7 separate regions of the Mus musculus genome follow, and all the other regions are linked to region 6. The links are chromatin loops, found by intact Hi-C in ENCODE. Cell type or tissue: gastrocnemius. All regions are shown on one strand. Region 1 has its middle 80 kb from the start of Gm24655. Region 2 overlaps Eya4 (EYA transcriptional coactivator and phosphatase 4). Region 3 has its middle 54 kb from the start of Eya4. Region 4 holds the start of Eya4 (EYA transcriptional coactivator and phosphatase 4). Region 5 holds the start of n-TWcca1 (a tRNA gene). Region 6 has its middle 36 kb from the start of Gm47843. Region 7 overlaps Eya4 (EYA transcriptional coactivator and phosphatase 4).

Region 1 (4,000 bases), 520 kb before region 6:
ATTTCTCAAAGAAGACAACTGGCCACAGGTGTCAGTGGAAAGATGCTTAGCATCCTACTAGAGAATTACAGGTCAAAAGCATGATAAGTTCTCACCTCATTAAGACAGCCACTGTCAAAACCCAGAAACTAACAAATGTGTTCAAAGATGCAGAGGACCTGAGATCTCTGTGTCCAGCTGTACACGAACTGTGCAATGGCACAGCTGTGATGCACGGGAAGTGGCATTGTGGCTCCTCCAAAATTACAGATGCATCTAGGACATGTGGAGCCAGGAGCCACACAGTGGAATACACAGCTAGACACACCTGAGGTGGGCCCGGAGAACATACTCTCATACTCTTGTTAATTGTGACTGTATTAGAAGTGAGTCCATGGAAACAACCCCAGTGACTATCAATAGAAAACAGTGGCTGGAGAGATGGCCTGAGTTCTAATCTCCAGGGCATAAGCAAAGAATTATCAGGCACAGTTGCACCTGGGCAAAGACACGGCTGGAGAAGCAGAGACAGAGGCTCACCAGACGTGCTGATCGCGTGCGCACACGTATTTATACATAACACGTATATAGTCAGACAGAGATGGAAATTACCTCATTGCTATGTAGATGCAATAGGCTAATAGACGTAGGCTAAGTGAATAGAAAGATACTGTGTGATTTCATTCATACAGAGTAGCTGAACTATTTATGTCACAGAAACATCACTTAGAGTTGTGGTTGCCAAAGACCAGGGTATGGAGAGGAGAGAACAGATATTTAGCCTGTATAGAATTTCAGTTTTGCAAAGTGAGAGAGTTCTAGATCCACGTTGCGTGACAGTGTGAATATGCTTACTGCCACTAAACAACACATTTAAAAGCAGCATGGTAAGTTTAACACTGAGTGAGTTTTGCCACAATAATAATAATAATAATAATAATAATAAATAATAATAATAATAATAATAATATAGTTGAAGCACTTGTCTTCAGAGCTTCAAAGCGCAGCTTTTGTGCTTCAAGCTGCTTAGTCAGTGATGACTTCAGTTTCACCGAAAAGCACTGGTGATAGATAATAAAGATGACGGGACGTCATACCACCAAGCGCTCACACTTCTCCTCATCTGCTTTGAAGAGTAAATGGGTCCTAAACATGAATTAGCATGTGGCATGTGAAAGGAAAGCAGATTTGGTCCTCTGCCCAGTCCTTCAAGGACAGCTCTGTCCATTCAGCTTGCAAGCCGTTCGTTCTCTGAACAGCAGGCCCTTCACGGTCCATGTTGAGCTCATGCCTACATAAACAACCTTCTCTCAACCGATCCATCCCGTGCTCCAGTTAGAGCACGGCAGCAGCTACAGGCTTGCCCGGAGGGCTCTCTGAACCATTCGCTTTAGATTTGGCTCCATTATCTGGCTCCTTCCTATATGATCACAGCATCTGTTAAAATTCTGTAGAGTCCGAGTGGAGCCACGGAAGCTAAAGCCTTGTGAGGCAAGCAGTAAGGGATGCTGCACATGTCTGATACATCAGCGGCTGGCCAGAAATCGGCACATCCCCATAACCTGCCAGAAATGTAAATTCCAGTGTGCCACCCAGACCATGGGAATCGGAGCCCCCGGAGATGATGCTTACTGTTCTGAACCTTCATGCTTTCCTGTGTGATCCTGCTAAGTCCAGCATCTAAATCTGAATCTAAACCTAAAAATATTAAGAAGTGCGCCAGCAGATGGCAGCATGCGACTGTGTCTGTCTACCCATCGAACTGGTCCTTGAGCAGATTAAATTATTGACAGAAGAAATGTCTGTGTTACTGGCTACTTGGTGAAAAATAAAATGTAGTATTACCTTTGTTTCTAAATATGAAAAAGAAAAAGAATTCTATGAGAGGGCATATTCAAAAGTTAGTTTAAAATAATACATTTTTGGTTGTGAGCTCATTCCTTTAATGGCGGAGCCATCTCTTCGACCATAGAATTCGTGGGAGTGGCCAACCAATGCCTGGTCCAACTTGAGACCCAAGCCTGATACTGCCTGGAAGGTCAGGAACTAGAGGCTGGATAGCCAAGAGACCTAGGATAGAACCGAATGCAGCTGAAAAAAAAAGTCAATGAAAGAATTCCTAGTGATATTCTGCTACACTAGTAGACTAGCGCCTAGCATAATATTATCAGAGAGGCTTCTGATAGCAGCAGATGCAGAGACCCACAGTTAAATTAAACATTACATGGAGCTAGGGGATCCCTTAGAAGAGTGGGGGAAAGATTGTAGGAACCAGAGGAGTCTAGGACACTACAAGAACATGACCTACAGAATCAACTAAGCAGGGTTCATAGAGGCTCACAGAGACTCAACTGACAATCGGGGAGTGTGCGTGGGTGTGACCTAGGCCCTATGCAGATCTGTTGTGGTTGTATAGTTTGGTGTTCTTGTGGGACCCAGAGTGAGTGGGGGCCTCTGACTCTTTTGCCTTCTTTGGAACCCTTGTCTTCCTCTTGGGTTGCCTTGTCCAGCCTTGTGCCTAGTCTTATTGTAGTCTGATATGCTATGGTTGGTTGATATTCCCAGGGAGCCTACCCTTTTCTGAAGGGAAGTTGAGGAGTAGTGGATCTGGGGAAGAGGGGAGGGGAGGGGAAGGCACTAGGAGAAGAGGAGGGAGGAGAAACTCAAGTCAGGATGTAATAAATGAGAGAATAAATAAACTAATTAAAAATAAAACCATATATACATATATAATTATCTACATCTCAAATATGAACATCTGGACATCATTTAATATTGTGTGGTATTCAGATGATAAAATACATGTGTTTGTTCTATTAATTATTCTCTTACTGCTAGAGAGTGAAGACTCATCTCACCCCATCCCTGACCACCCTGCCCATACTTTGGTTTCTAGGTTGCCTGCCTAATTTATACATATGTCTTTGTTTTGAATACTGATCGTGGAAAGTTTATATTCTGAAAAAAAAAAAGTTCTGTGCAGGGTAAGCCAGCTTTCCTTACAGCCCAAGGTACAGACTTGGGAAAGACCTTTTTATGCTGTTAAGTGATTACGTGTCATCTACATGGGTATGGGTTCCCAACAGGGGAATTAGGCTTTCTATATACAGCAGATGATTTCTACCCACAGTAGAGAATACAGAGGCTACCACTTTCTTTCGTGTTTCTTTCTTATTTTCAATCTGTAGTCTCACCAGGAAGCTTCTACTGGCCTTGACCTCATAGCCCTTCTGCAGCTGCCTCCCTAGTGCTGCGATCACAGGTAGCTACTAGCACACCCAGCTGCTCTTAGACACTTTGTGCTCATCAGAAGCTGCAGGGTTTGCTCCTGATCTACAGGGAAGCTTTTTGTGGGCTGCCCTCCATGTGACCTGTGCTAGGTCGGCGAGGTCATGGGTCAACTCTGAGCTTCTTCAGACGGGAAGCAGGAAGACCCTAGGAGGCTCCCTTCAACCTCCTCCATACACTTTAAGCATGGACATTGTTTCTTTTTTCCATATTACTGTATCCTAAGGGGCTCTTCCTGATAAATGGCCTTCTGAGTGACAAGCATAGTAGACAAGGCTGGGTGCCAGTGACAGCCTGCCACCTAAGCTTTGTGCTCTGGGCTTCTTATCTCTCACATCAATTTGTTCCTGTCTGAGATCATAAACCGTCAGGGCAGTACTGCACAGCTGGAACGGGGCATTCATCTTCTCTACCCATCTGGTAAATATATTTTCCTGATGTGATGTTGGCTTCAGCACTGCACTGCTGGGGGGCCACGGGAGCCACTGTCTGCTCCTGATCCTTTCTTGTCTTGAGATCATGTTTCATTGTCTTCCCAAGCCAAAACTACAAGGAGTTTGATCCATGGCCAAATAATATGATTCCGGGACACAGAATGGGATTACTGAAGATAAGGCAGCCCGGCCGAGGGGCGTACCGTAAGAACATGCTTATTAGATTGTGCCCTCTGCAGGGGCTTTCCCCCACCCCTGGCAAGCATGAATGCTGCTAAGCAGACACTTTCTTCTGCTCC
Region 2 (4,000 bases), 430 kb before region 6:
AATCTACAATCAATACAAATAGTTTTTAATTCCAAACAATCACTAGAGACGTTGGTGGTATCCAAAGGATGAAAAGTCATTAAACAATGTCAATGAATTCAGGTTGGATAAAAGAGGCCACACCTGACTCAGTAGAAATGTAGAAAATCTCCAAATCAGTTATCAAATGAAGAAAATCCCAGGGATGGGGCTGTAAAAAGGGTTGGACAGGACAATGCCTGCCCTGCAAACGTGAGGGACTGTCTTCAAACCCCCAGCACTTTTAGGCAAGAGCTGAGCACGGTGGAGAATGGCAAGCGCTCCCTGGATGCACTGGCCAGAGAGATTAGTGCGCTCAAGGCTCAGGAGTAGATCCTGTCTTAGAAATGAGATAAAGAGTCATTGCAAAAGCACCCAGAGTCATCCTAAGGCCTCCCCACATGTGCTCTCTCACATACACACCACCTGCACGGGCATGCACATGAACACACCTCCGTATAAACATGTAATACACCACATGGACACACGTCACAAAAATAAAGTATCTTTTTAAATTGAAGCAAATATGTGAGGGAAAGTAATATAGTGTAAATTCTGTCATCTGGGAGAAGGAAGGATTCTCCTGTCGATGGCGAGTCCACTATCCTGATCCAGAACCAGACAAAGGCAGTTTCAAGAAGAACAACATGGACCCACACCTATTACAGACAGCCAAGACACTAGGCTACTATCAAATGGAGAGCAGTGGGCAAAGGGAGCTGGTTTAGGACCAGTGTGGTTTATCCTGGAAATGCAAGGTGGGCTTAGCAGATGCTTTGATCCAGAGATCAATGGAATGCAAAATATTGACAAATACTATGACCGTGGTTGCAAAGATGTACTGGATAATATCCACCATCCATTCACGGTGTACATTCTTGGTAAGCTAAGCCAGTGAGTTCTCCTTCATCTATGAAAACATTCATGAAAACCTCTGCAGCTTGCACCACAGTAAATGAGGAAATGCCAAAGAATTTCAGAGCAAGGACTGAGATGTGTGCTTTCCCCTTGGGTGCAGCGTTCTTCCAGCAGTGTTAAACAGGCAGGAGAAATAAAATATCAACAAGGAGTAAAGACAGAAAGAAAATGGTCTCTAGAAACTTAAGGGGGACTCCTCTTTAATTCATACCAATCTCAATTAAGATTTTTTTGTTTTTGTAAAAATTTTGTAAAATCCACTGGGTGATTTTTTTTTCCAAAGATAAACATGCAAAGACTTTCTCAGTAGTCAATAAAACCAAAAAAGTGTTTCTGTCCTCAATAAGCCCATAGTTTAGACACTGAACTATCAAGATGGCGATGTGCCAAGGGAGCTGGAAGTTGGGCTGTTCACTGTACAACTATGGTTCAACTCAGCCCAAGAAGATTCTGAGTGATCAGATACCTGGACTTAACTGCCATGTAACAGAAAGGGCTTGTGTTTGGGGAAAAACTGACAAAGGAAAACAAACACTGTCCTTTAGAGTTCATTGAGTTTTCTTATATAATATTCAAGAAACTGTAAATATTCTGAGGAATCAGGGAAACCTGACTCCTGTTGAAGAGAACGCACATTAGTGAGAAGCAGGCCTATGTATGACCTTGGCTTTAGAATCAGCAGGAAAGACCTGGCTGGGCCTTGTCTTAGGGTTTTATTGTTGCGATGAAACACCATGACCAAAAAGCAAGTTGAGCAGGAAAGTGTTTATTTGGCTTACATTTCCAGATCACAATCCATCATAAGAGGAAGTCAAGACAGGAACTCAAACAGGGTAGGGGCCTTGAGACAGGAGCTGATGTAGAGACCACTGAGGGTGCTGCTTACTGGCTTGCTCACCATGGCTTGCTCAGCCTGCTGTCTTACAGAACCCAGGGCCATCAGCCCAGGGATGGCCCCACCCACAATGGGATGGGCCCTCCCCCACTGATCACTACCTAAGAAAATGTCCTATGGCTGGATCTCATGGAGGCATTTCCTCTACTGAGGCTCTTTGCATGGTGATGACTCTAGTTTGTGTCAGGATGACACACAAAACCCAACCAGTACAATGTTGATCTTCTGTGCAACTCTACTGGCAGAAAACAAGTAGAAATTAATTCCTGGACTCTCCCTTAATTAGAGATAAAAATCTAAATAGAGGTGTACACTGTCCAGGCAAACACTGGTGTTTATGTGGTCAATGATCTGAGGAACATTAAAGGGTTGAAATGGAGTGGGGGATCCTTGCACTGACAGCCTGAGGATCTCTGCTTCAGACTTCTCTGAACTTCTACCTTAACTGGCTCTCAGCACAAGCAAAGACTTTTGGACACAAGAGGGCAGAGTCTCTGCCTTGGACTTTAAGGTTTAGAATATTAGCAGCCCACTGATGGGACAGACTGTAGTGTAAGCTTAAAGAGTCAGGAAAAATATCTCTGAAATTGCTAGCTAGATTTTGATTGGTTCAAATAAAGGACCCCGAGGGAGGCTTCTAGTTAGTGGTATTACTGAAGTCCCAAAGTAGTGTGGGGGCTCTGAGCCAATTTGGATCATGTACAAGATGTGTAAGCCAGGGAAACCAGTCAGGAATGAAAAAACATAGCATACACCACAAAAAAAAAAAAAAAAAAAAAAAAAAAAAAAAAAAAAAAAAAAAAAAAAAAAGCAAAGAAGCGAAACGTGTTGCTTCTGCAAACCAACCAAAGCTTAGCCTATGAAGCGAATAGAGCCCTGGTGTGTTGCAGTCCGGACCACAGGAAATGAGAAGGCAGCTATCTGGAGTTTTACAGTGCAGCTCCCAGGGCGTATTTATTTTACTGGATTTAAACCTCCTCCAATTAAAGGAGTCTTTAGCGAACAGAACTATGTCATCATTCCCGTGACTGCTGAAGTATCTTCCTGTAGTCTCTTGTGTCTGCTTTGGAATGCCTGCAATTGTCTAACTTCAGGGACTTTGAAAGTTCAATGTAATAGAATTGTTTTCAAAAATTGCAGATGTCAATATAAACACGGACTTGCCTCCTCTAACACTGCTCATGCACATTGCATGTCAAGGCATCCCTCCCTCCCTCCTAGGCTGTCTCTTTCAACTCCCTTTTCAGGAGCCTTGAATCATCAGGCTTTCAAACATTAGGATCTGTCTGGGCAATTTAAATAAGGGAACTTAATCTTAGCCTGACGTGGTCATTGAGAAGAAGAAATGAGAGAATCCCAAGACGTAGGAACCAGCTTCTTGATTCTTTTTTAGAGTTTTTGTTTATAGCCCAGGTGGAATTTGATTTGAATAGTCCGAAGGGTCCTCCTCAAACCCAAGGGAGGGTAAACCTTAAATTTGTGTACTGCAGAATCTATTCCAACTCAGACACTATGATTCACCCTTTGTAGATCCTGGTAATGACTCATGGCCCTGTTTATTTATAGAGTCCCTCCATCAGCTGTTCAGGACCCAAGAAATGCAAGTCTCCTAGACTTTACAACCCTGTCACATGAGCTTTCTTTCTCTGTATGAAACAGACATCACAGAATAAGTTTCTAGGTTCCCAATTCACAGTGCCTACCGAGAGAAACTGCAGTATGACCTCTAGATGGATGCATATGAACATATGGGGTTAGTATTGGCTTTGCTGATAATGTTGCTTAGTATAAGACATAATAATAAATTCTCCCTAGCTGAGAAATAGAAGTGACATAGAGGATTCTTTTCATCTGACTGGAGTGGAAGGCTCCAGAAGAGCAGAAACCTGTCTCTGTTGTGCGCTCTGCCCCATCCCACAACTATTATGATGACATGAAGTATCTAGCCATGATAACATGTGCATAGTAACATAGCAATAGAAAAGAACGATTAGATCGGTTGACCTGAGATACTTGAGGTCAGATTTAGTGTAGTTTAGTGACCTGTTTGGCTAATTCTGTTCTAAGCACAGTCCTAGGAACAGAAGGAACTTTTTGGCTTCTAATACAAAGATGGGGTTAGTTCTATGATGTAAATGTGTGTTGAATTTTCATGTATATGTGTGTGTT
Region 3 (4,000 bases), 210 kb before region 6:
GCGTTAAAACAAACAAACAAACAAACAAAAAAGAAAATATTTAAGTCTTCCTACATATATTTCCCTTTAGAAGGAAATACTATCAGTCAACACACAGCATCTGATCTGAAGCCATAGCCATGAGGTGAAGCCAGCGAAGTCTGGGTTAGTAGTGCAAGTGTGTGTTCCGCCGCATTCCCACCGAATAGCCAGTTTTCATATTTGTTAGTTGTATGTTGCCAGGGCTTTCTTCCTTCAAACATCTCATAAAATTCATAGTTAAGAAGCAAGTCTCTGAAAACTTAAAAACAAAGAAAATGAACTTAAAACCAGTTGCATACGCTGCTTGATTGCGATATTTCAGTGCCCGTCGGATGTCTTCATAGCAGCTTCATATTTAAAAGATTCTGAAAGATGATTGATTGCTTCCAAACTGCTACATACTTTTATTTGATTAGCCACATATATTTTTGCCAATATGTCTGGCTACCTATTTAAAGTTAGTGCGCTGCTGGCAGGATTACAAAAACAGATTTTAAGGACTGGAATCAGATTTGGCAGGGAAGGATTTAGTTCCATACTCAGAGGTGATCTTAAAATTTCATTTGACATAAAAAGAAAAACCCTCCAGTAAAAAACAAAAGACTCTCCTTTCAATGAAGAAGAAAAGGGCTTCCTGGCTGCTAAACATGTTTATTTTTCGGGATTTTTGTCTCATTACTGATTCTTCTGAAGAAAAAACATTTGAATGACATTATTTAAATATAAGCACATATTTAATCAAAGTTTTTATTTAGATGTAAAGGGAAATCACACTTCTTTGAGGGAAAAAGACTTCTTTTCAAAAGTTCATTGTAGTAAAAGAATCCTTTGTCCTTCCTCTTGGCTTTTTAAGGTTTTAATGAGTTGTTTATAAATCTCAATGGTTTGGAAAGACAGATGTATTTTATGTACTCTTCCATGTAAATTTTTTTTTCATTTCCCTTATAAATTACTTTTCCATATTTTAAAATATGGTTGAGTTTGGGAGGGGGATGGCCCAAAAAGTATGAGCCGTTATTTGTTGGTTACCATGAACCTCTAGATAAAGAGGGCATAAATCACAGCAAGTAATAAAATCCCAAAGTATAAGCCACAGTTTTATTGAAAAAAAAAATAAAAGGTCTATTAAAATTGTATCTCATTTTCATTTTACATGAATATTAATGTATAGGTTTCATTTGAAAGCTAACAATTACCACGCCATGTTTTATGCTAACTAGCATTAAGAGAGACCTGTTAAATGGGAGAAAGCAAATTCCTAGAGAGTCAATGATAACTAATTTTATACTCCATAAAGGGCAACTCATTATACATAACACACAAAGAACTGTGCCGGGGTATGCCAGCCCTCTAAAACACATAGCCTAAAATTAATAATAATAATAATAATAGTAATAATAATAATTACACATACCAGGTTATAGCTGTGTGGCAAGTTTAACACCCAGGAGTGCTGGACTAGTGAAGCGGTTTCTTGCATTATACACTAAGACCCTTTCCTGGTGCTTTTAACTAATAGATTGGGACACAAACCAGACTGCTCCTTGGCTTCACCTCAAAACAGAAAACAAAAATGACCTGGAATCTCTCCTACAAGGCAGCCCAGGCATTGCTGGATGAGGAGCAGTGTGAGAGCTTGGCCTTCCCCAGTGTCTCTCCAGTGGGTATGGGGGTGCCCCTTGCTTATGAGTGTCTGGCTGAAATGAGGCAGCCCCTTGATCTTTGCAATTATAAAGTAACATACAATCTATTATTCATGAGATACATATAAAAGCAATGTGAGAGCTCCCCCTATTGACTCACAGGAATGCATAATATACCCTGAAATATACCTTCAAATATTCATAATCAATGTAAAATATTAGGGACTTCAGCTTGGACTTACAGAAACATGTCTGATGATAATTATTGCTATGGGCCAACGCTGTAGGATAGCTGGGAATGGAGCCCAGTGTTTGTTTCTAACCCTGTTGTCTCTGGCTTGGGGCCTGACACCCAGCTGGTTATATAATCGGGAAGAGACCAAGGGCCTCTTGGTTGATCTCTAACTTGCTGTGCTGAAAGCCTTGTGTAGGTCAGGTGGCGTCTTACTAACACCCAGGAACTGTTCCGTTAGCAAAGGCCCAGTTCCCTGCTCTGTCTCTCAGCTGTTTCCAGGCTACCCATGTGGTCTTTGTTTTGCAATGAAAAACACACTCTTCTGCTCTTTTGAATTTTGACTTTGGAAGATATTCGTGGTCAGTAAATCAAATAATTCATTTTTTGGCAAGATGTGCTTTCTGTAAATCAACCAACCCTTTGTCTTAGTAGGGCCTCTGTGTTTTCTTACATGCCTCAAGCCATAAAAATTTTTATAGGATGGCTCTTGTCATTGTGAAAAAAAACATTAATCTGCTTTTAGCATATTTACAAACATAAGCATACTGAATTGCTTTTCAATTGCAATATTAGTGATTACACGGCTGGTATTTACATTAGCATATTATATATTTTCATAATTCATCATGAGCTAAAGTGGGTTGAGCAAGGAATTCATTTTCACCATGAACTTGAAAATAGGTAAAGATGCCTTTGTGTGATGATTAACCTGCTAACCTTTAGAAGGCCAGGTTTAAGTTTCATAGATTTCTTTTTTTTTTTTTTTCTTTTTTTCTTTTGGTTTTTCAAGGCAGGGTTTCTCTGTGTAGCCCTGGCTGTCCTGAAACTCACCAGGCTGGCCTTGAACTCAGAAATCCACCTGCCTCTGCCTCCCAAGTGCTGGGATTATAGGCGTGTGCCACTGCTGCCCAGAACATAAATTTATATTTATACAGTTTTCTTTTACATAGAAGACAAAATGAACTTGGACTTTGAGTGGCATCTCTGAACTTACCATAGCCTGTTATGCTCTGCTGAACTCTGTTTGAGGGTGACGGTTCTGATAGCTGCCATCCAGTTCAAGTGTTTTCCCAATCCCCAGCTCGAATGCCACACTTTACAGGACACTGTTCTAATGTACTAAGGTACTATACAGGTTACCTAGTTACTTTCTTTTGTCTTGTTTTCTCTGCCTTTATTGTAATTAACTATAGAAGTTCACACAGAGACAAATAGCACTTGAAGCAATATGAATAAAACTATTCCTGATGCAAAGCTCTCCTCTCTTAAACAATTTAGGGCTAGAATAATTTAGGATCCTCCTCTCCTTATAACACTCTCCACAGTTGTGTGCATTGAAAACGTGAAGGAAGGGGGCATGAGAGCTGGGTCATCAAATTCACGGCTCTCTTTTCCTCTAGGATGACTCCGTATTTGAGATGCTCCATCTGACCTGTTCCTTCCCCTGATTATCATAGAAGATAAAACAACCTTCTTAATAGCTTAATGCAGGAAACATATGTTACCCTTTATCAATTTTGATCACCAACTGTGTATTGAATTCTAAGATGTTCTCTTTGTGCCAAGGGTGTGGTTCGTGGGAGAGTACCCTCCTAGGACGCACAGGCTTTATTAGGAATTAAAGCATTACATATCAATTCTAATGGTTGACTTTTTACCTGTTAAAAGTTAAATAATAATGGTTAGAGTATTTTTAAATTAATTCTTCCATAGACATAAAGAAAAATTTAAAGGTATAGAATTGTTTTCAAACATACTGATTATATAATATAAATAATAAAATATGTTTCTGGTGTCTATGAATCTAATATCACTGCTAGTTTGATATTTACCTAAGTGTTTGTATGTATTTATTTCAAAAAAGTGTTTGCAGTTATTGAAATTTTTGCACTTTAGTGAACAAATCATTTTTTATGACACCTGAGTTCCTAGAACTCTTGGGATCTAAAAACAAAAGATGAAAATATGTGATATTAAGGTATGACAATGGAATTTTCAGAATTGAAGTAAAAGAACTGATGTGTATTTGCATTTCCCAGCATTGATATTTACTACAACATGATGCAAGTAAATGATCCCTTACGTCACTAAAAAGGCACAG
Region 4 (4,000 bases), 260 kb before region 6:
TGCGTTGTCCGGGAGAAAAGGAGAAGGCCACGCCGATCCCACCCAAACCGCAAACCCCGTTAGTCTCCCAGGAACTTGAAAGATGTGAGCTGAGGCGCTAACATCCCAAACAAGGGGACGGTGGCAAAAATCAAACTGCACTCCCTTAGTTTTGCCACCGCTCTGCCACCAGGCTCAGTCAAAACCTCCTTGTTTCTTTCAGAGAGATTGCGAATCTCGAATACAAAGAAAAAAGGAAAAGAATTTAGTGCTAATAGAAAAATAAAATGAAAAGTTTGGGGTTGCTGTGGCTTGCAAAACGAAACGGGCTCACACAGTCTGTCTCCCAGTCACAGATGACCAAGCTCTACAAGCGTTTAGAGTGCCAAGGCCACCCCAGATCCAGTGAGCTCTGAGAGAAACCTGCTCGCCCCAGCCTGGTCCTTGGCTTTGGAGAAGTTAGAATTGCTCCTCAGCATCCGCTCCTGGAGCCAATGAACGCGACTCCTCTGACAAGGCGCCTCTAATTTCACAGACCCTGGCACACTGCAAGAGACATTCGTCCACGCCACGTAAAAACCATTAAAGTGACCCCCCCCCCCTGTTTAGACTGCGACCGGTACCTGGAGACCAGGGCTTGGCCTCTGGGTACACGCGCTCCCGGCCTCACGCAAACCCAGGCGCCCACGGCTCTCCAAGGGACACTGAGTGAGGCAGCACCCTTACTCCACGTAGCAGGTCATCACAAAGTATTAAATGTCACCGGGTGGGAGTGGGAAGAGTCTGGTGTAAGCTTCCCGGGCGACAGGGAACAGGGTGCAGGCAGGTAGGATCCGCACCCGGGGACGACGCGAGACTCACTCAGGTCCTGTGGCGCTAGACAAGAGGGGTTACTGGGGACCAGGTCGTTGAGGGTCTTCCTGGGCGAGCGTACCACTGAGGTCCTAGGGACCCTGGCCATGGGACACTGCTGTTGGATCATCGGGGAGAACTCCGAGGCTCACACACTCTCCCTGCGCGCGACCTCCATCCCCAGATCCCCATTCACGCACTACAAAGTGTCTAGCTAGCACTTTCTAGGGGACAGTTTGGGGGAATCATCCAAATCTGGACACACCTCCCCCCTCCATTGGACTTCAAAAACCGGGTCGGATGAAGAGAGGACACTCACCTCTGGCGGCCCGGACCGCCTTGGACTCCCGAAGTTCAATTGTCTGTCCCAGCCAGTGATCTGCGGGTCCGATCTACGTATTTACTCGCTTTCCTTCCAGTGTCTAAGTTTTCCCTTCGCGCTGTGTCTCTGGTAAAAACAGGACATCCCTTTCGGCCACCCCCAACAAATAGCTTACACAAGTGGGGGAGAAACAGGGCGGGGTGGGGGAGCCGGCTGCGAGGGGGGGGGGGGGAGGACGAAAGGAGCCGAACCAAAGTCCGAGCAGCCGAGCGGCGTTAGCGAGCAGAAGAAAAGAGAAAGCGCGCGCGCGCCGGGTGGCCGGGCGTCCCTCCGCAGGTCCCCGCCGCTCAGTCCCCTCTCTAGGGCGCCGACCGGGAAAGGTTTGCGCGCAAGCCGGGAGCCGCCGGAGCGTGCGCCGCGCCGCGGGCAGCCTCTCCCTAGCGCGCGGAGCTGGAGCCTAGAGGCAGGAGGCGGGATGTGGGGGGGTTGGGGGGGGACGTCGCCGCCTGCGTCCTGGGGCTAGGGTGGCCGCTGGGGGCCTCCCGGCAGGCCGCCGGAAGAGCAGGAGATCTTGGCGGGCGCAGAAGCCCTCTCTTTTTATTCGATCTCTGGAAACTGCCTGTTATCATCGGCTTTTTTTTTCTTTTTTGAGGTCTCGCGTGGGGGGACCTCCGGGGCTCCCCGGCTCTGCGCGTCTCTGGTGGCGCCGCGGTAATCTCCGCGCCCTCTGCGCCGCCTCACCCCGCCCCCACCCCGCCTGGCGCTGGCCACCGAGGCCTTTAGACTGAAGGGACCAGCCCGCCACCGGGCTCCTCGGTCCCCCACCTGCTTCTGGGCGGCGGTCCCCTAACTACCCTGTGCGAGCTACAGGCCCTCAGTCGGACTCCTTGCCACTTACCCCAAGAGAGGAGGCAGAAGGGACTCTAGTCCACTTGCAACAAAGTTAAACGCCAACTGACACCAGCCCAAAGCTTGCTCTGGATTTAGGAAAGAGCTTTTTCCTGGAGATGGAAGCGATGAAGGAGTTAGCAGCGTGCAGACGGGCAGCACTGGGAAGTGCCTGGGCCCCTTCCAGGCCGGGCGCAGCTATAGGCGCCCCTCCCAGGCGCCCAAAGGTCAGACTGCAGTGACTTCCAAAGGCCAGTCAGAACTGCTCAGGGCACACTGCTGAAATGGCATTTTGAGCCTATGCCTTCTGTTGATGTCTTTTGTACCTACATTGGATTTCATATTTCACAGACAAATATAAATATCACACTCTTGGACCAAAGCAAAGACAATCCCCAAATATTACTCCCATATAACCCCACCTTTCCCTAAAGCCCATTGTCTCCATCAGTAACATCTGTCCTGATACTTTGATAATGTGTATCAACTCATTTTGAATTTATTGTCAGTTGCTGTACTGCTCACTTGTGGTTCACGCGTGTTTGTTTAATTAATTTCCTAATAGTTATTAAAGCTGTATAAAAGATAACCAAGGCCCAAAGAAATCAAAATAATTTTTCCCAAAGAAAATCAAGTCATCTCTAGCAACAACGCTGCCTTAGATATGGCCATAGGGATGAAAAAAAAAAAAAAACCACTCCACTTCGAAGAAAATCTAGTTTTAATATTTTTATCAACTAAATGATATTCTGGACTTTTTTCAGAAACAAATTTCATCCTTCACTTGAGCTTGGTTTTATGTTACTAACAGGAGCCCTGAACTCTAGTTTAAAAGGAAAATCCATGCTGAATATTTGTTTTTAATGAGCGGGGCATTGTCTACAATGATTAAGAGGAAATGGAAAAGATGCTGGGGCTTTAAATTTAAGCTGATAAAGGTAGTGTCTTCCCTCTGCTTGCTTATTGGCTGTTTCTCCCACAGATCAGTTTCAGGGAGCTTGAGCCAGGCCAGGCCTAACTTCCCCCTTTCTGGCTCTCTGAGTGGAAGGGTTTCTGGTGGTGCTTTGCAGCCTTGGGAGCATTACCCAGAGTGCATTCCTGCGATGGAGAGGAGCACCGGTTAGTATACACTCAAGGGACATCAGCAACAAGAAAACCTCAATTATTTTGTTGTCTCCAGTTCATAGTTCAAAGTGCTGTATTGTCGGTTGGTTGGATGTTTTTGTCCACGTGACAAAGCTGAGATTCGAATGAGTCTGTATACATCCCAATCTATATTTTTAGCCTCTGGGATGCTTTCAGTAGTTGTGGTTGTCAAAAAAAAAAAAAAAAAAAGCAGCCATTCTTTTCGATACAGCATGCATGCCAGTGGCTCAAATAAGAGACTATAACAGTTAATCTGTTGGTGTCAGACTCCTCCATGAATATAGCAACTAAGACTAGAGTAGCATTCTCCTCAAAAGTGAGCAAGCATCCATTTCCTTTTGGTACAAGACTTCATATTTTGACTTTATCTCTTAAAAGGATGGAAAGATTTTTTTCTTTTTCTTTTTCTCCCCCCCCCCCCCCCCAACAGGATTTCTCTGTATAGCCCTGGCTGTCCTGGAACTCACTCTGTAGACCAGTCTGACCTTGAACTCAGAAATCTACCTGCCTCTGCCTCCCAAGTGCTGGGGTTAAAGGTGTGAGCCACCACACCTGGCTAAAATTTAAATTTAAATAAAACTCGATGTTTTAATAAAAATTGGGGGAAACGAGGTGGTGTGTTTCCTAGCTTTCTTCTTTTTAAATTATTATTAAATTTATTTATTTGTTCACTTAACAACCCTCTCATAACCCTTGCATAAGTCCTCTCCCATTCCCCTTACAAGGAGAAGCCTGCCTTTGAGTGTCAGCACCCTACACATCTCCTCCTTGAACATCAAACTGCCAGGCACATCCTCTCCCACTGAGCCCAGA
Region 5 (4,000 bases), 170 kb after region 6:
AAGAATCTTTTATGCAATAGGCCAACTTAAAAGTCCATGAAAACTGTTACCAGTGCCTTTGTCACAGTTAATTGCTGAGGAGACCTGGCATATGTAAAAGGAAAGTGAAGTAATAGGTTTTAAGATCATATATGCCCCACAGTATTTATAGAGCCCAGAATAAACCTCTGACTACATTATTAAACATCCGTGGTTTTCACTTATTCAAGCTTACACTCGACTCATTATTTCTTGTATATTAACCCTGCCAGTGATATAAGCCACCAAGTAATACCTTCCAAGCCCACTTTCAGGACTGTAGTGAACCCATAAATGCTATATTTATGTATGTGATAGCTTCTGCTTTTGATGGAAAATGAATTAGCATACTAATAAAATGTTCTGTCTAGTACACACAGTCAATGTATGTCATTATAAAAGGCTGCTTTCTCAAAATAGGATTTTAAAAAGCAATCATTGCTCAGATCAAATAATAAGTAGACATGAGGAAATTAAAGTTCAAATGTTAATTCAAATGAGTAAAATAAATCCGTCTTTTAAAGGTAACACTTGAAGACATAATATTGAAACAGGACTTGAGGCTGGGGTATAGCTTGCCTAACACATGTGTTGTAGGGTCTTATTGCTATGAAGAGATACCATGACCAAGACAACTTTTATGAAGGACAACATTTAATTTGGGCTGGCTTACAGGTTCTGAGGTTCAGTCCATTATCATCATGGTAGGAAGCATGGCAGTGTCCAGGCAGGCATGGCATGGGAGGAGCTGAGAGTTCTACATCTTGTTCTGAAGGCAGACAGAAGACTGTCTCCCATGTGGCTAGAAGAAAGGTCTCAAAGTCCACCCCCACAGTGGCACACTTCTTCCAACCAGGGCACACCTACTCTAACAAGGCCACACCTCCTAATGGTACCACTCCCTGGGTCAAGCATTTTCAAACCACTACAACATACAAGGTGGTCTTCTAATAACAACTTTGTTTAGTCAGTTAGTTAGTTAGTTAGTTAAATAGGTAGTTAAGGGGAGACGGCATTTGCAAAGGTGAGTTTCTCCTTCTACCATGTGTTTCCCAGGATCAATTAGGTCGTCAGACACAGTAGCCATCATTAAACATAGAGTCTCTCAATACACAAGAACATAAAATTTTAAAATGAAGATAAAGGTGGCTTTCCAATACCTGCCCCCTTTTTAATACAGACATCCAGAAAATATCTATGTGGGCCTTCATTTTCTCCTCTTAGCCAATAAATTTTATTTTCCAGAAACTCATCCGGCAACTGGTCAAAATTAATGACAAAAACAAAGAAAGGTTAGAAAATCTTTGCACATAAGACATATGTGCTTACTTACATGTGCACTTTACAGTGTTCCAGTGCATATATAGTATAGTGGTTCTCAGACTTCCTACTCCTACAGCCCATTAATACAGTTTCTCATGTGGTGACCCCAAGCTTCAATGTATTTAGTTACTACTTCATAACTGAAATTTTGCTAGTGTTATGAATTGTAATTTAAATATCGGATTGCAGGATGTCTGATGTTGGGGTTATAACCCACAGGCTGAGCTGCTGATACAGAGTGATATTGAGTATGGATGTAAATATACATGTTGACTCCCCAAAAAGAGGTACAAACAGCCTGCCAGCACAAGGCCAGTGACTTTCTAGCCTGCTGCTGTTTCCTGGCTCTGTTAACACAAATGTGCATCGATCACTCACACCATATCTGCATGCCTACCTACCTGAGATCCAAGTCCCTACTAATCATAATAATATCTCCTTAAACTTCTGAGAAGAAGTAAAGACCAACATCTCTTTTTTTTTTTTTAAAGATTTATTTATTTATTATATGGAAGTACATTATAGCTGTCTTCAGACACTCCAGAAGAGGGAGTCAGATCTCGTTACGGATGGTTGTGAGCCACCATGTGGTTGCTGGGATTTGAACTCTGGACCTTCGGAAGAGCAGTCGGGTGCTCTTACCCACTGAGCCATCTCACCAGCCCCCAAACAGGTATTCATGACCCCGACGTGATTTGAACACGCAACCTTCTGATCTGGAGTCAGACGTGCTACCATTGTGCCACGAGGTCACTCCAACATCTCTTATTCTTAGAAAATTACCAGTCTATGAAAACAGAGATTAAAGCTCCCACCGCTATAGAGCTATGCACGGCTTTCTAAATCTCATAAAAAGCTCAGCATCTGACCCATTTCATTTTTACAGGGAAGGAGGTCCTGTTACCCTGAAAAATACACAGAAAAATATGTGCAGTGTTTAGAGGCATTGAGCAATCCTACTTTGTGTTTTCTTTCTACATACCCTACACAGGAACACGGGGCAGTTCTCTGCTCCACACACCTGCTGTGGAGACTCTATCAGTCACCCCCACCCCCACCCCCAGTCCGACCCTACCCCATGCCTTTTCAAAGGGGATGGAAACTTTTTTAACTGCTGAAGCAATGCTGCCACCTTCTGTTCACTATGTAGAACGTAATAAAGTTATTCTCAAAAGGATTATGAGAAACTCTTTTCAATATGACAATGCCATGATAAGTTTGTTTTAAGTTTTATATTTTTAGGCTGTATTCTAGAGATGTTTTAGAATCTTTATCTAAACCCAGCAGGACAGACATCATTCAGGGCTTGAGGTGGCACCATCTCAGACACCTCAGGCCTTGATAACCCCACCCAAAAATCCCTACTCCCTGCAGCATGCATGGCTTCTTGCTTGAGTAGTTTTATTCCATTTCTGCAGACACCCCACATTTCTGGCATTTTATAAGTCCTGAGGTCTCCATCAACCTCTGGTCCTACTTTCATAATGTCGTGCATAGCCGATAGCCCATGCAGGAGCTCCACACAAAGAATATGACCCTGATACACATTGCCTGGTCTCATTGGTTGTTTTTGTTTGTTCTGGGACCTTCTTGATGCAAGTCTCACTGATGCTGTAACTTTTGCATTCTGAGTGCCTGCGAAAACAGCACCGTTGTCTTTTCTTTGGAATATTGTTCTGATCAATATTTCAACCATTTCTGCTTCCTAACATGTTGAGATGTAACAGCAGTGCTACAAGCAGAACCTGTGCTACGGAGCCTTGATCACCATGATGGTCCATGTCCTTGCAAACTCTGAGTCAAAGTTACTTAAGTCACTTCTGTCCGATACTTTATCACAATGAAGGTAACTAATACAAAAAATGGGGTGGGGTGGGGTAGGGTACCAAAATGGGGGGCCATGGCTGTGAGGTATGTGGGCAGATTTGTACATGTTTGAGATGTTTGCAGGAGGAATGAGGGGGGAGTTAGGAGGTATGGGCTACCAAAAGCCCTAAAAGAAACCCCATAGCCCCTGAATATTCGGCAGGAGCTACAGTTTGTGGACTGCTTGCTGAGTGGTAGTCCTAGTCTATGCTGGGCATCCTCCTGCCTCTTAGTTTTATAATAGGAATGTTTGCTATGTGCTACTGGTTCTGCTGACGGTGACTCTTGATTTTACTGGGACTCACAGTTACAAAGATTGCCTTGAGTGGAACATGCTGACACAACTTTTTAAAGAAATTTTATTGGTTATTTATTTACATTTTAAATGTTATCCCTTTTTCCTGTTTCCCCTGGGCAAACCTCCATCCCACCCCCTCCCCGTGCTTCTATGAGGGTGCTCGGCCACCCACTCCCACCTCCCCACCCTGGCATTCCCCTACACTGGGGCATCCAGCCTTCACAGGACCAAGGGCCTCTCCTCCCATTGATGCCTGACAAGGCCATCCTCTGCTACATATGCGGCTGTCGCCATGGGTCCCACCCTCCATGAGTACTCTTTAGTTGGTGGTTTAGACCTTGGGAGCTCTGTGGGGGTCTAGTTGGTTGATATTGTTGTTCTTACTATGGGGCTGCAAACCCCTTCAGTTCCTTCAGTCCTTCCTCTAACTCCTCTACTAGGGACCCTGTGCTCAGTCCAATGGTGGGCTGAAAGCATCCATATCTGTATTGGTCA
Region 6 (4,000 bases):
TGTTATACATGTTTTCCATCCTCACACACATATACAGACACCCAGTTTTGGTGGCGAACTCCAAAACTTCTAAAAAAAAAAAAAATGCACACACATAGAGCTCTTACTACTCATTTGTCAAGGCTATTCATTCAGTGGTGGATTCACGGGCTGCTTGTCTTCCTGTTCAAAGAAGTAAATCCCACAGACTGCCCTCTGGATGGAGACTGGAACCCAGATAGGCTTTTCAGAGAAGGAATTTCTCCCTTGCCTGGGAACTACAAAGTGAATTTGAAACTATGGGCAACACCACGGCAGTCACATGGATAAGATTTTTAAAAGAGAGAGAGAGGGAGAGATGAAGATCTGAACTATTCGGTGCCGTTCAACTGTTTTCTACATACCAGATCAGCAGACTATTTCTGATGTCCGTACCCACCCATTCTCAGCAGGAGATAGGACAGAATATGCTCTGTACATGACCCATGTGAGCCCCAGATCAAGAGGACAGTATTTGCATAAACAGAATCCTAGAGACCATGTCATCACTATCTCTCTCTTCCTCCTCCTCCCCTCTCTGCCCTCCAAGCCAGTCAGATCAAGTTTCCCGGGCTACCTTCCATGAACATCAAGGAATGCAGTAGAGACGAATGTTACATCGACACCCACGGTGCCACGGCAAGGGAAAACTGTTTGTACACTCTTTTCATTTCTCGGTATGGACAAGCATCTGAAGACTTTGCACCTGTTCTCGTTAGCCCTGGCAAATGCAGCGTGCATTTATATTAATAGAACGATGTTTTCATAACAGAATGGGTGCGCAGTAATCCTGGCGCACACACTGGATGCTCTCATGAGCGCGGGCGAGGGTGGGGGTGGGGGAGGGGTGACTCTTACATAAAGTCCCATGGCAATAATACAAGACCCGGACTCCCAAGCTGCATCCCCAGAACAGTTAGGAGAGGATTTTTTTTTCCTGGAATGACTAGGCTCCCGTCTTGGAAATCCAATTAGATACTTGATGAAGAGGGAAATGTGCTGTATGCAAACGGGTTTTTCATGGGTGTCTCAAAGCTGGGACCCCTTTGGGGCTCCATCTCCTGTTTCTCTAATTTGAGTCTTATCTCCCCAGAATGGAGTTGAGAACCAGTGAGGTCATCTTTGGCTCAATTCCTGAAAGTTTGTTTTGAGTCGCCAGTGTAAATATTGCCTGTCCAATCTGTACATTTGCACAAATTAACTGAAACCAGCTACCCAATTCCTTGTTCATATTTGTGTCTTTTGATTAAGCCTGACAGCTGTAACCTCATTAGCCCTCCTCTGGTCATGGCAAAACAGCTGTCAGAGTAGGGGGAAGTACATTCACTCAAGTGGTTCTCTAGACCAGGCACATTAAAATCGATAGGGGCTCTAAACGGTTCTGTTATGCTTCTAATTCTAATTTATGGTGTGTTGTGTCCTTTCGCCTAGATACATATCGGGAACCTAAAGTCAGCCAGTCATCTATGGAGAAGGCCAGGCTCTGTATCTTACAGGGAGAATATGGGTTTTACCTGAAGATATCAGATCTGCATTCTTTGGAATGGGGCTTTAGCATGTACTATATAACACAGACAATTTTAAAATATTAGCTCGCGATGTGTTTTTTGGCATGAGACGTTTTGTTAATTTTGACAGAAGGCCAACAGAGTCATAACTATGGAAGTAAGAAAGCCCCTGCAGCTGGTGCTCATGGGAGCTGGAGATAAAAAGCGAGCAGAGTTAGAAACACTCCGATGGGAATGTGGTTTTCTTCAACAGGACACAAAGCCCTTGGAGTGAGCCCTGTTAGGTTCTGCAGTAATCTTCATGAAGGAAGGAGGCAGAGAGAGTTCTCGATAGCTATTCTTTTAAACCCGGAGGCTCATGGGAGACTGTTTTCTATCCAGCAAGGTGTTGAAAAGGACAGTGAGGCTCGAACAGATGTCACGAGAGGCCTTCTCTCCCAGCTCTTTTACCGGGGTTGGGGGAAAGGGGAGCATGGCAAAGAGGAAAATACTCTGGCGAACAAAAAAGATCTGGAGACCTCAGCTCTGGTCCATATTCTACCACATCTCACCCAACTGACCACGATGAAGTCCACTTGGTTCACGAGGACCAAGTCCTCCCTGGTTCTGCATCTGTAGACTCATTTGGAAAAGCGGGAGACTTGCTAGCTTTTGGCAGTGCTCCTATTTATCTGCAGCGATCAATGACTTCTTGTAGCATCCAAGTACTACACACAGATATTCCACGATGGTGCAAGGTGAGTTTATGCACTAACGGTCTAGCTTGGGGGCAATTCTTTTTCTACTCTTTCTTAGGGCCCATTAGCTGAAAATGTAAACAGGTGCTGTCCTTTGGCACCCCCTGGTGGTGCCAATAGCTTTTACATCTGTCTGGGGTGCAGGTCGCTATTTACATAATCGCGAAAAATCCTGCAGGGACTTCTTCATGTTGTCTTATAGCTTCCAAGCCACTGCATCTTAGAGGCCGAGGTGAATGTGGCCATTATACAGGGAAGTTGTATCATCGGGGTCAACATCCCATCATGGGCATCAACGTTATAAAGCAGAACACACAAAGTTGAAGAATTTACCCAGTAGCCGACTGCTACTTTCAGCACTGTGAGAAAATATAGGAAATATTGAAATATTAGTGCAAGGCAAATGCTTCCTTTGTAAGTGAGTGACTTTAGAATTTCCAGAAATATTAAATAACACACGCTGGCATGTGTTTTTCCTAAAAACAGGTAGTAGTAATGAAACAATATTAAATTTAAATTTTTCCTGAGGTTTTTTTTTTTTTTTTACATTTTTTTCTTCAATTTAAGAATCATTTAAAAAGAAAACTTTAAAACTCAGAAGTCAGCTAAAAGAAATAAATGTGGGTTTCTGTTATGGAATGAGAGGTAAATGTATTTTAATTATTGTGAATCAATCATGGTGGTTTGATAGCAATTACATTATGCTTTTGGTAATCCCTTGAATCCCTTATTGTGTATACAATTATATTCGTTCCCTTTCATTCTGAAACTATATTGAAACCCAGCTTTTAAAAATGTATCGATCCATTATAAATTCACATAGTGACATTTTAGTTTGAATGACTTCAATTGAGATGATATAGTACTGTCTAAAGCAAGCAAGCAAACATGCGGTAGAGGAAAAATTATGTATTCTTAGTGACTAAGATTGCTGATGTAGGCCATACTGTGTGGTGATGCTAAGTGATTTCCAGACTCCTTCATTTCCAGGCTTTGGGTTGGTATAATTACAATAACTACAGCTGCTCTGTGTAGCTTTAAAAAGAAACAGTCCTAGGAAAAAGAAAAGTCAATATTCCCTAAAGGAGAAAAAGGAGTTTCTTTGCCTGTGTTTCTGGCAAAAGGCTGTTAACAGTTGCATCAATATAGTTTGACCAGGATTGAAATACATATATTTCAATGTGACATACATGCATATACATCTGTGTCTCAGAGATTTGTTCTGGGAAATCTGCTTTTGCTTCCAGTGCTTTGCCTCCTCTCCACCACATTTATAGCATTTTTGAAGTTCTTTATGAGCACTTTGCCTGCCTCTCCACACTCCTAAATAGTCCCCTCTGCTCCTCGTGACCAGCCATGTTTTCAGTCTTGGTTGGCCAAAGAATAAAACATTAGTTCACCTCAAAGGCTGCCATTAAATTTACCTCATTTATTGGCCACCAGGAGTTGTGCCCAAACTACTGAGGTCAGTCCTAACTACAATGTTACAGAGGTCCCCAGAGCCCCTCATTGCTTCCCTGCTTACTGGCTGAGGAGCCTCTTGAGCCAGGTAAATCCTACTGTTGACATATTGGTACCACTGCCCTTAGAGCAGCTTTGATCCACTACCCTGCTCCTACAATTTGGGGATCTATTATACTGCTTGTTAAAAAAAAAAAGTAGCCAGGTATGAAGAAGCTAGGGAAACATGGTTACTACTGGATGAATGAGCTGTCTGTCCATCTGTGTTGTGGACAC
Region 7 (4,000 bases), 490 kb before region 6:
GACACTGACAAGAAGAAAAGAAAAGAAAAGAAAAGAAGAGAAGAGAAGAGAAGAGAAGAGAAGAGAGAAAAGAGAAAAGAGAAAAGAGAAAAGAGAAAAGAGAAAAGAGAAAAGAGAAAAGAGAAAAGAGAAAAGAGAAAAGGGGGAGGGGAAGGGAGAGGAGGGGAGGAGAGAAAAGAGAAAAGGAGAAAAAAGAAAAGGAAAGAAAGAGGGAGGGAAGAAATGAAGGGAAGATGAAAAAAGAAAAAAGAGAAATGCAATCTAACCTTGCTTTCATGATAAAATGAGATCACATGAACATCCATTCAAAAGGAAGGTTTCTTACTTAAATTGTATTTCAAACACTGGGAGCAAGGACAAACAATATGCAATTATAGATATTTAAAATTAAAGCTACTTTCTAGAAAGTCTTATGTTTCCACATTTCAATAAAAAGAAGCTAATAACTGACAGAGAATAAGCTCTCATATTGATTAAATTTTCTAAGGTAGAAGATGATATGTTATCAGTCTCCCCAATTTTAAAAGAGTTTAAACAATACTCTATAAAGGGGGTATGAAAATATAAATGATTCAAACAATACTCTGTAAAGGGAGTATGCAAATTAAATAGTTTTATACTTCTCAGAGGGATGTTTAGTTTAAAAAAGTTTAAACATACTGTTTACAATTATTTTAAAAAGTGTCTGGGACAGAGCCTTAGAGTGAGTTAGGAGCTAAGCAGGAACGAGAGCCACATGGTGTCAGTAGAGCCTGCAGGGCTCAGTTATCTATGTGGAAATGATGCCTTCCCTGCAAAGCTTCCTGTCATTTCAACTGTTCATAAGTCTGTGACTCTGCCTTGTTTTTTACAGTTGCTGAGGGTTCCCTGAGCATCTGATGTGATTCAGTGTTAGCAAACACAGGAAAACAGACACGCAACCCCATCCTCAAGGTGGAAACAGATGGGGGCAGTGGGTTCGCTGTGGATGGACATTATATTTATCTTACTCTAGGGTGTACGTGTGAGCATACACATAGAATGCGTATGCGTATTTAGAAAATTCATTTTCTTTTGGCTTACTTTAGGTTTTTGTTCCTCAAAGATGCTTCATTTTAAAAGGAAAACAAACAGCTTGCTGGAAGAGTTGTGTGTGTGACTCTGGAACTAATCTTGAAAATGCGTTGACCTAAAAACTGATTCTAACAATAAAGACGATCCATTTTTTTTCCTGTATCTAGAAACACAGCTAGACTTGCAGTCTGAGGCTAAGGACCTCAAATTATATGAATAATTTATTATAAAATTATAAGTATAATGTGATTTAGATACTACCAACAGTGTATTGGAACTTTTAAAATCCAAAGATTACAGAGAGCACTATGTCCTATGTAGAGATACATTGTCAGACGATTTGTGAGGTTTTTTTTTTTAAACATCCAATAGATCTGTTGCACATTTTGAACTTTCACAAACTGCTGCATGAATATTCTCTCAGAGATTGGCACTAACTGAATAATTGTGGCTCTTATCTTTACAAGGACCTCTTGAACACCTCCTTCACTTGTCTGTTTTTTGTTGATAATGTCAGAGTAATACAGACGAAACAGAGAAAACATCCTAAAACACAAGGTTTCCGCAAACGGCCAAGTCCTTTTTCAGGGTGCACTGAACGCTTCCCTAGTAATCCCGAGAGCAGAAATCCAGGCTCGTTGCTTTTCAACTCGAGCCTTCATGGTTGGCTTTCCTTCATGGTTTTCTTTCCAGTAGCTAATTTCCACTGTGAAACTACAGCTTGAGTGTCAGAGTGCTGATACTGGGTGGAATCGGCCCCACGTACCTCCAACATTGTTCTTGTAGGTGTTATATAATTCCTTTACTCTTCTGTAACGAAAAGCCAGCTTCCTCATCCAGTCCACTCCTCCTCTCACACCTGTTGGCAAACAAAGGTTCGCACTACTTGCAGCTGCATGGAAGCCATCAGTTGCAAAACTGTAGGTACTGCAACACCCAAAATACATTAAAAAGAAACAGAAGAAATAATTACATGTGCAAAACTCCATAGCTGAATTTCTGTAGGAAACGGAAGACTGAGAGCGCAGCTTACCTTAAGTCCTGACCATTGTCGTCGGAGGAAACATCATCTATATGAACTTGATCACACTCCTGGGAAAAGGGAACAACAGACATTACCTATCACCCAAATGTGGCTAACACCTTCAGGTTTCCCATCATCCCACAGCATCAGGCTATGGCCACGAGGTGGCAGTATGGGTCCATTCTGCCTTCCCTCTGATACCTGCTTTCTTAAGCAGGCAGGGAAATGGTACCACCTCTTTGAGATCTAAATCCATAAAGCAGTCTGAAAACTTGGGGTGCTTTGAAAAATAAGTTTAATCTTAACATCATTGATAAGAATAGCTCTCTAATCTTTGAGACCAGTGCCCTTGCTAAGCTGAAAGTCTGCACCGTGCCTGGGGTCCAAGCATCTGAAGTGGTCACTGTTTCTTATTATTCGCTTGGTGGAAGTGGAGGGGTCCTGACCTCAGAACACGGCGTCTTGTGAGCTTTCCAAGACTTCCTGCTCTTTGCTGGTGTGAAGGTGTCATTTTACTTAAAGTCCTGGTTTTCTGATACAGAACAAAGGTAGTGGCCATAGAGACTGACACCTTCTTTCATCGGGCTTTAGTGTTTTTTAAATGTCAATGAATATTAGTAGTCTTGAAGATTTACATACCAAAAGCAATACAACCTCCAAGGAAAATAAATTTGTTAAGTTTGCCCACATTGGATCTGATTTCAAGTTAGAATTTGCTTAACGCAAATAGGGGCTTCCACATAGAAATTGGGCTCTTAGAGGTTCAAAAAATCTTGTTCTGACTTTAAATGATCTGCAAGGCTGCCGTGAAAGATTTCGTGATTTGAGGCAAAATTTGCTGAAGAGATTTAAAATGCCTAGCTCTCAGAAGAGTAAGTCCACAATTAGCAGTTACAAATGATCATAATTCATAATAAGTCAATGAGAAAGCGAGATGGAGAGAAAGGGACAGAGGGAGAGGGAGGGACAGAGACAGACAGACAGAGACAGAGACAGACAAAGACAGAGACAGGCTGATTGGCAGGGGATTGAAGCTAGGCCTGCACATGCTATGCAAGTGTTTTACTACTGACAGTGTTAACATTTCCCAGCTTTTGGGCCACTTCAAATGTATTATAATAGACCTGGAAGGGTCTGTAATCAAGTACCAAATGTAGAGTCTTCAGCCCCCACTCAGGATGTATTAACCCCATTTCAATGGACTCAGACTACCTTTAATGGACAGACTTGGAGGCCAAGGAGATGGCTCAGCAGCTGGTACAGAGCAAGCTGCCGAGCCTGAGGACCTGAGCTTGCGCCCAGGAGCCCACATGTTGGAAGGAGAGAAAGGACTCCCACAGCTTGTCCTCTGACCTCCACATGTGTGTGATGTGCACTGCGTCTTTTCACAGGTAAGTAAAACAAATGTGAACCAAATAAATAATAAGACACAAATTAAGCGGTGAGCACAGTCAGGAAAGTGTTCGTATGTGACTTCAAAATGTATTTGGGATGGAGAGGTGGCTCAGCATTGCAAAACATTGCTGTTCTTCCAGAGGAATCAGGTTTAGATCCCAGCACTCCTGATGAGGCTGATGCCTTCTCTGGGCACTGTATACACAGGGAACACATAGATACATGCAGGTAAGACACCCATAAATGTAAAATGAAAACAAAAACTTCAAAAATCTGCGTGTACTTACTCTAGAAGTTCTAAGGTTTACATAAATTACCAGTTAGTGATTTTCAAATAAACCTTTACCTATGTTCATAGGTAAGGGCTGAGGGGACTTATTCTACCTGATGCAGCTGAGGGTGCATGTGGGAGAGACAACCAGGATATATGGATTTTTAAAGGCATGCTCTAGAGGCAGGAAATAATCAACCCAGGCATTTGGGGAGTAAACAGGTTGGACAAAAAACTTAAAAACTAGAAGAAAGGCA

What was found. Peaks named below come from ENCODE experiments on the same cell type or tissue, not always from the same donor. Only the 100,000 strongest peaks of a DNase experiment are listed, where the experiment ranks them.
Region 1: it touches region 6 in a loop (8-fold over the local background); 10 of 42 quality-filtered maps call a loop at or near these places.
Region 2: it touches region 6 in a loop (4-fold over the local background); 2 of 42 quality-filtered maps call a loop at or near these places.
Region 3: it touches region 6 in a loop (3-fold over the local background); 2 of 42 quality-filtered maps call a loop at or near these places.
Region 4: it touches region 6 in a loop (7-fold over the local background); 6 of 42 quality-filtered maps call a loop at or near these places.
Region 5: a loop joins it to region 6, with 2.7 times the contacts of the local background. A loop is called at or near these places in 7 of 42 quality-filtered maps.
Region 7: a loop joins it to region 6, with 10 times the contacts of the local background. A loop is called at or near these places in 27 of 42 quality-filtered maps.

Annotation. Positions count from the first base shown.
Region 1 is chr10:23,085,334-23,089,333 of GRCm38, forward strand. No RefSeq gene overlaps it. Among named protein-coding and RNA genes, the nearest start is that of Gm24655, 80 kb to the right of the region's middle. In gastrocnemius, a CTCF peak has its summit at 1,718 (motif pointing right); a DNase peak (open chromatin) is centred at 1,687; H3K4me3 peaks cover 201 bases; H3K27ac peaks cover 894 bases.
Region 2 is chr10:23,174,431-23,178,430 of GRCm38, forward strand. All of the region lies in intron 3 of Eya4 (EYA transcriptional coactivator and phosphatase 4), which reads right to left. Among named protein-coding and RNA genes, the nearest start is that of Gm24655, 9.5 kb to the left of the region's middle. In gastrocnemius, a CTCF peak has its summit at 2,315 (motif pointing right); DNase peaks (open chromatin) are centred at 1,324 and 2,503; H3K4me3 peaks cover 1,323 bases; H3K27ac peaks cover 2,382 bases.
Region 3 is chr10:23,401,799-23,405,798 of GRCm38, forward strand. No RefSeq gene overlaps it. Among named protein-coding and RNA genes, the nearest start is that of Eya4, 54 kb to the left of the region's middle. In gastrocnemius, a CTCF peak has its summit at 1,838; DNase peaks (open chromatin) are centred at 1,669 and 2,011.
Region 4 is chr10:23,348,612-23,352,611 of GRCm38, forward strand. It overlaps Eya4 (EYA transcriptional coactivator and phosphatase 4), which reads right to left and starts at 1,279. Exons shown (of 19, transcript NM_001347372.1): 1 at 1,151-1,279. In gastrocnemius, a CTCF peak has its summit at 1,701; DNase peaks (open chromatin) are centred at 435, 688, 999, 1,536 and 1 more place; H3K4me3 peaks cover 2,559 bases; H3K27ac peaks cover 3,093 bases.
Region 5 is chr10:23,775,062-23,779,061 of GRCm38, forward strand. n-TWcca1 (a tRNA gene) reads right to left here and starts at 2,093; the gene lies at 2,022-2,093. In gastrocnemius, a CTCF peak has its summit at 2,472 (motif pointing left); no DNase peak of the experiment used is centred here.
Region 6 is chr10:23,609,009-23,613,008 of GRCm38, forward strand. No RefSeq gene overlaps it. Among named protein-coding and RNA genes, the nearest start is that of Gm47843, 36 kb to the left of the region's middle. In gastrocnemius, a CTCF peak has its summit at 2,365 (motif pointing left); a DNase peak (open chromatin) is centred at 2,367; H3K4me3 peaks cover 1,119 bases; H3K27ac peaks cover 2,690 bases.
Region 7 is chr10:23,114,734-23,118,733 of GRCm38, forward strand. It overlaps Eya4 (EYA transcriptional coactivator and phosphatase 4), which reads right to left. Exons shown (of 19, transcript NM_001347372.1): 14 at 2,087-2,145; 15 at 1,820-1,980. Among named protein-coding and RNA genes, the nearest start is that of Gm24655, 50 kb to the right of the region's middle. In gastrocnemius, a CTCF peak has its summit at 2,240 (motif pointing right); a DNase peak (open chromatin) is centred at 2,244.